Linked DNA regions of Mus musculus: region 2 is linked to region 1. Evidence: chromatin contacts called from ENCODE Hi-C data. All regions are on one chromosome and are shown on one strand. The core of a region is the stretch at or near the end of the contact, and the rest is flanking DNA. Distances in the headings are between cores, read along the strand shown. Region 1 holds the start of Agap1 (ArfGAP with GTPase domain, ankyrin repeat and PH domain 1). Region 2 overlaps Agap1 (ArfGAP with GTPase domain, ankyrin repeat and PH domain 1).

Evidence for each region. Hi-C counts contacts between places; a loop is a spot of excess contacts on that map.
Region 2: a loop to region 1 is called in a map of heart, with 2.7 times the contacts of the local background. The contact joins the enhancer-like site here to the promoter of Agap1 in region 1. A Hi-C loop is called at or near these places in 1 of 37 maps with a recorded cell type or tissue (heart).

The regions. Positions count from the first base shown.
Region 1 is chr1:89,453,453-89,456,152 of GRCm38, reverse strand. It overlaps Agap1 (ArfGAP with GTPase domain, ankyrin repeat and PH domain 1), which reads right to left and starts at 1,342. Exons shown (of 18, transcript NM_178119.3): 1 at 561-1,342. The coding sequence starts at 723.
Region 2 is chr1:89,617,812-89,620,624 of GRCm38, reverse strand. All of the region lies in intron 3 of Agap1 (ArfGAP with GTPase domain, ankyrin repeat and PH domain 1), which reads right to left. Among named protein-coding and RNA genes, the nearest start is that of Gm41914, 38 kb to the right of the region's middle. Within about 2 kb of position 1,495, at least 1 of the 3 ENCODE cell types and tissues checked has a DNase peak (open chromatin) inside an H3K27ac peak, as active enhancers do; it is heart, where a contact is called at or near this core.

The DNA of each region.
Region 1 (2,700 bases), core at 93-2,592:
AACGGCCAGCGTTTGTACAACGCCAGTCCGATCAGCACTGGGGCATGATACTGCCTGGGTCCCATTGGCTTCCTACATGTGCCACCTCCCCTGTATCCGCGAACTGGAGGGGGGGGGGGGTAGCCAGCCATGAAGCAACTGAATAAGCTGGCCGGAACAGCATCCCCAGCAGCAGCGCTTCTCAAAACACATCTTCAACGTCCACGAAAGACACTCAGGCCGGGCCTGATAACCTGTCAGGGATCCAGTGGCGCCATCCCAAGCAGCTGCCCCCAGGCGTCTGCTGGGCCCGGACGGGGCTTGCGGGCCGCCCCGGACGTAGCAGCACCGTGCCACTTTCTCACAGGAGAGACTCCATTGTCCATTATCAAATGAACGCTGACAACCCATCTTCCCTGGCTGACTGGCCGGCCTTGCGGGACAAGAGGCACCGCAGTGCTCTCTCCGCCGGGCAGCCGCGTGTGTACACACGCAAGCACACACGCGCGCACACACCCCGCCGCGCCAGGGGCGCCCGCTCCCCCGCGCTTTCCAGAAGCCCCGGGCGGCCTGGCCCTCACCTTCGATGGCGATGACGTGCTCCCGAATCTGGTTCTGCAGCACCGGCTCCTCCACGCGCTCCAGCAGCTCGTAGATGGAGTAGATGTTGGGGTGGACCGACTCGAAGCGCTGGATCTCGGCCCGGATGGCAGCCGAGTTGGCCAGCTGCTGCTGGTAGTTCATGGTGCAGGCGCGGCGCCCAAAGCCGCGCGCCCCCCGTCGTCGCCGCCCCGCGCCCCGGAGCCCCGCGGGCCACCGAGACCCGGGGCGCCGCAGCCCCCGGGGAGCACGGAGCCGAGGAGGCGCAAAAAAAAAAAAAAAGAAAGAAAGAAAGAAAGAAAGAAAGAAAGAAAAGAAAAGAAAAAGAAAAAGAAAAAGAAAAGAACGCTGAGGATGAAGCAGTAGAGGGGCTCAGTTCATAGCAGGGACCAGCGTCCCGGGTCAGCGGGCCGTCCGGGAAGACCGCGGCGCCATGGAGCGCGGCCGGCCGCGGAGGAGGCTCGCTCGGGCGCCTTCCCGCGCCGCAGCCGCCCGCACCCCTACACGCCGGCCGGCCGAGCAGCCATTAAAGCGCAGGCAGCACGGCGCTGCGAGCGCCGGGGCCGAGGCCCCCGGGCAGTGGCCGCTCTGCTCCGGGCGCACGGCTGCGGCTGGGTCCGCGCGCTTGTGAGTGCCGCGCTACCGCGCGGGCCGGGGCCCTCAGCTGCCCTGCGCCGTCCGCCAAGCCGGGACCGAGCTGTAGGCGCCTTGCCAGCCGCGGAGACCGCTCCGAGCGCCGCCCGCCGCTGCCCGGCCAGCCCCCTCCCTGGCACGCAGGGCTCTGGCCCACGTCGGCCCCGCCCCCGCCTGCGCTCGCCGCCCTCCGGCCGCCGCTGCGTCCTCGGCGGCGCTTCCCAGCGCGCCGGATCCCGGGGAATTGCGCCAGACCCCGCCCCGCGCTGCCTCTGGGCTTGCTGGGACTTGTAGTCCATCACGCCGGCCGGCCCGCGCGCGTGGGGTGCGCTGTGCGATCGCGTCGCAGCGCACTGGGCGGGCCCCGCGGGACGTCCGGATGCCGCTACAGCCCGCGGATCTGCGAGCTGAGAGCCCTGGTCCCTCTCGGTTATCCCTACTGCCCCGTGCCAGCCCCCGCGCCTCTGTACGGGGAAGGTGGCGCACGAGCCCGCCCGCCCGCCCGCGCTTTTGTTTGTTTGCCAGTTGAGCGCTTAAGGAACCTCTGCGACGCGCGGGGTCCCCTCCCCCCGTCTGGCAACTTTCTGCCTCCTTTCTAAACCCAGCAGGATAGTTACTTCCCTTCCCATGGGATACACGGGAGTCCAACGCTTCATCAATAAACTAAACCTGAGGCTGGGGTGGTAGGTGAGACGGAATTCCACGGGGGCTTCTAGGCTTTTCCACGAAAATGTTGCACAACTGAGTTGTAACCTCCACGCCGCAGCCCTCCGAGCGCCCGACACTAACCCCACTTTAGCCCAGTCCAGGAGCCCATGAAGCTAGACCGCACTGCAGCTGAGAGCTCATGCCAACGACTCCAAATGAATTAGATTGTTGTAGATTTCCAAGGATCCAGGACGAGTCCGAGGCCGTAAAGGTCCTGGGTCTATGCACTGTCTCACCATGCAGGGGTGTTTTATAAACAGCCCACATTCCTGATTCAAATGCCCTGGGCTTTACCTGGTTCAAATGCAAGCTAATGGGCAGCCCAGGGCCCCAGGCAGCCTAGCTCTTGGTTCTTGGAACTCTTCCGAGTTCCAGTGTTCCTCAAGCCAGTGTACTGTTCAGCCTTCCTTGTCCCTAACACAGCAGAGGCCCTGGCTTGTTCTGTGCCTTGCCTCTATCTTCGTCCTTAGCAGAAACACTAATAGAGATGCTGGCATGTGGGTTCATTCTACTGTTCGTCCCTACTCCACCTTGAAACCCCAACTCTTTGTGAAATAGTTCCAGGACTCCCCTGCTTCACATCTGGCTTCTCAATCTCTTTGGGGGTTCCTTTGTACTTCTCTAAGGTTTAAATATGGATGATGCTGGGAGTCAACCTTAGACCTGTTTTATTTGCCTCTCTTATGCCTTTGAATATCATATAGAGGTTGATGACACTAAATTTTCTGTCCCAGACCTATCCACCTGTCCCCTCCTCATCACATCCAACTTTTGGATTGA
Region 2 (2,813 bases), core at 246-2,745, 160 kb before region 1:
CTGAAAGCCCAGTTTATATGTACAGGCGACACCACTGCTCTCCTAGGCTTTGCTGAGACATCTAGTGATGTCCTCGTGTCTATGATATGGCCTAGAGGCCATTTCTCAGATGGCCCCTGTCACTGAGCTGTGCCTGACTATGCTGGAGAAGGTTAAGAAGCTATTTCCATAAAGGGCCAGAGTACTTTAGGCTCTGTCAATGTTTATTTTTATTTCATTGTAAAAACCTCTTCATAGCTCATAGGCAGCAACAATTCAGGTCCAGGTAACCACTATTTAAAGGTTACTACTGGGTTCTCCCTCCCATGCCAGGGACTAAACCCAGGGAAGGCTTCAGCTAGCCAAGGCCCTGCCACTGAGTCACATGCTAGTCTGCACTCTGAATACTCATACTGTAGATAAACACACACTTACTGCTCTGAAGGTCACTCCGTCTGTCCTCAGTCTCTGGGGCATCATTTGTGTTGCAATCCCATGTAATTTGTTTACTAGAAGGAATACATTAGGTTCTGCCTCAAGGCTTTTGCTCCTCCTGAAAGGGACTCTCCACTGAGAGGACCCACACCTCAGGCTGGGGAGCACCACCAGCACACTAGCCTCCTGTTCAGAGCTGGCAAGGCAAGGTGTCCTTGTGCCCTCTTTCTGAGGCTGGAGCTACCGGGCCTCAGGCTCAGCCCAAGCCTGCCAGACCTCGCTTCCTCCAGGACCAGCCTGCATCTGAAACATTTTGGAATAAGGTCTATGCACTCTAGACGCTGGTGTACGGGCCCCAAGCTGCCGGCATTGTTGAAGAAGCCAATAATCCTGATGGGACATGAGGGCCAAGTATAGAGGGTTCCTACAGATCACGTTTACCAAAATCTAAGTCAGTTCCAAAGCCAAGAGGAAGTCTGGGGACTCCTAGCTACAAAGTCCCCACCTCATCTCCAAAGCATGTACTATGTCACTGTCACTTCTTGGGTGGGGACAATTCTTTAGGAGTCCTGTTCTATTCAAACTTTACTTCATGCAACCTAAGGCATCTTCCTATCAGCGTGTGAAGGGCAGGAGCAGTGTGGACTGGTTCTGTCGTCACGCGCCCTCCCCAGTGACCGCACGCACTGTCCTTTCAGCACAGCTGGTTTGCCCATTGGGCCCTTGAAAAACAACTGCTGTGTTTCATCAGTTTGTCTCCTATTTTTCATGGTGTTAGATTTTTTAAAATTTAAATGCTTATCAATAAGCAGTGGGGGTGGGGGACTCAAAAAGCCAGAAACTGCTGGCCAGATATGCTGACCCCACGGCCACAGGGACAGGCCAGCCTCAGGCGCAGCAGCACACACGCCAAGTGTCTCTGCCTAGGTCCCACCTAAGAGTCCTCACATGGTGCACCCTGGAAATCTCCACGGGCAGAGGCAGGAGAGCACTACTAGCAATGTCTGGTTTCCTTTTCTGGTCTGGACCAATCACAGATAAATCAATTACACAAACTCATTACAGCCAAGCAACGTAGGCTGCTGTCAGTATGGGGCTCTGTGCTGAGATTACACACACACAGTGTTGGGCCCCGTGCTCCTTGGATATTGTGGCCTACACCCACAGTAGCTCTGACAAGGACACACGTCCTTGTATGGACCAGGAAGGGGAGTATGTCCAGGAAAGAGCAGAGGCTTCCACCTAGGCTCTGTGGAGCCGTAGAAGTTAAGGAGTCGCCTGTGTGAGGCAGGATTGGGGTATATGTACACAGTGCTGTCCAACTCTGGTCTGCACCACACTCGGAGAGTGACGGGAAGATGAAATGCACTGCACAGGCCCATTGTTTAAACTCTCAAAGAACACTTGTCCCTCTGTGGCTACAACACAGGCTTGGTTCTACCTCCATCACCAGCAGTTCAGGAGCCAACAGTGAGGCACACCTCACTACTGTGTTCCCCGAGACTAGCTGACCAGAATCTTTTCTTATACCTAGACATACCTATCGGCTCAAAGACAAAGCACAAGGCTGGAGCATGGTCAATCAGAACAATCTCGGACTATTCTGCTGGAAAGAGAAAAACAAAGAACTGAAAGGCAAAAGAGAGAAACATTTCACTCTTTCTCTGTACATGGTCTGGCACCATGGTCAGGGGCATCAACAAGCTGCTTGGCACTGGGTGGGGAGAGCTGGCTAGCTAGCTACATGAGCGTTAAAGTCAGGACATACAAGAGATGGGAGAGGGAGGAGCCCGCGTTCCAGGAATATAGGTCAAGAAGCCGACCTCCCCTATTTGAGCGTCTCTTTCCCTTCCTCCCAGCCCCCCATCCCCAGCTGCAGACTGATAAGTAAACCTAGTCTTGCTCCAGCCAGATCCAAGCAGGCTGTTGCCATGAGGTGCCTTAAAAGTGGAAGCAGGCTGGGCACTGATGGCAAAGTCAAGGACAAATGAACACAGCAGACACAAGTACTAGATGTGGGGTCGGGGAATAACAGATTCCAAAATTAAAGCCTGGCAGGTAAAGGTGATGAACTTCAGTGGAGAACACACCTGTAAATGTATCTTAAAATCTTGAAACATACCCTGGGACTGTAGATATGAAGCCATCTATATTTTTCCTGCTGAGAGCGGTTGTGCTGTTGGACTGGGGACACAGCTCAGTGGGTAGAGTGCTTGTCTTACGTGCGCGACTCTATGATTCTACTTGGCATACACGCACTGGGCATGGTGGTGCACAGCTGCAACCCCAGCAATGGAGAAACAGAGGCAGGAGGGTCAGATGCTCAAGCCACCTTCTATTACACAGTGACATCAAGGTCAGGCTACAATATACCAAATCCTGTTCCAAAAGTATAAAAG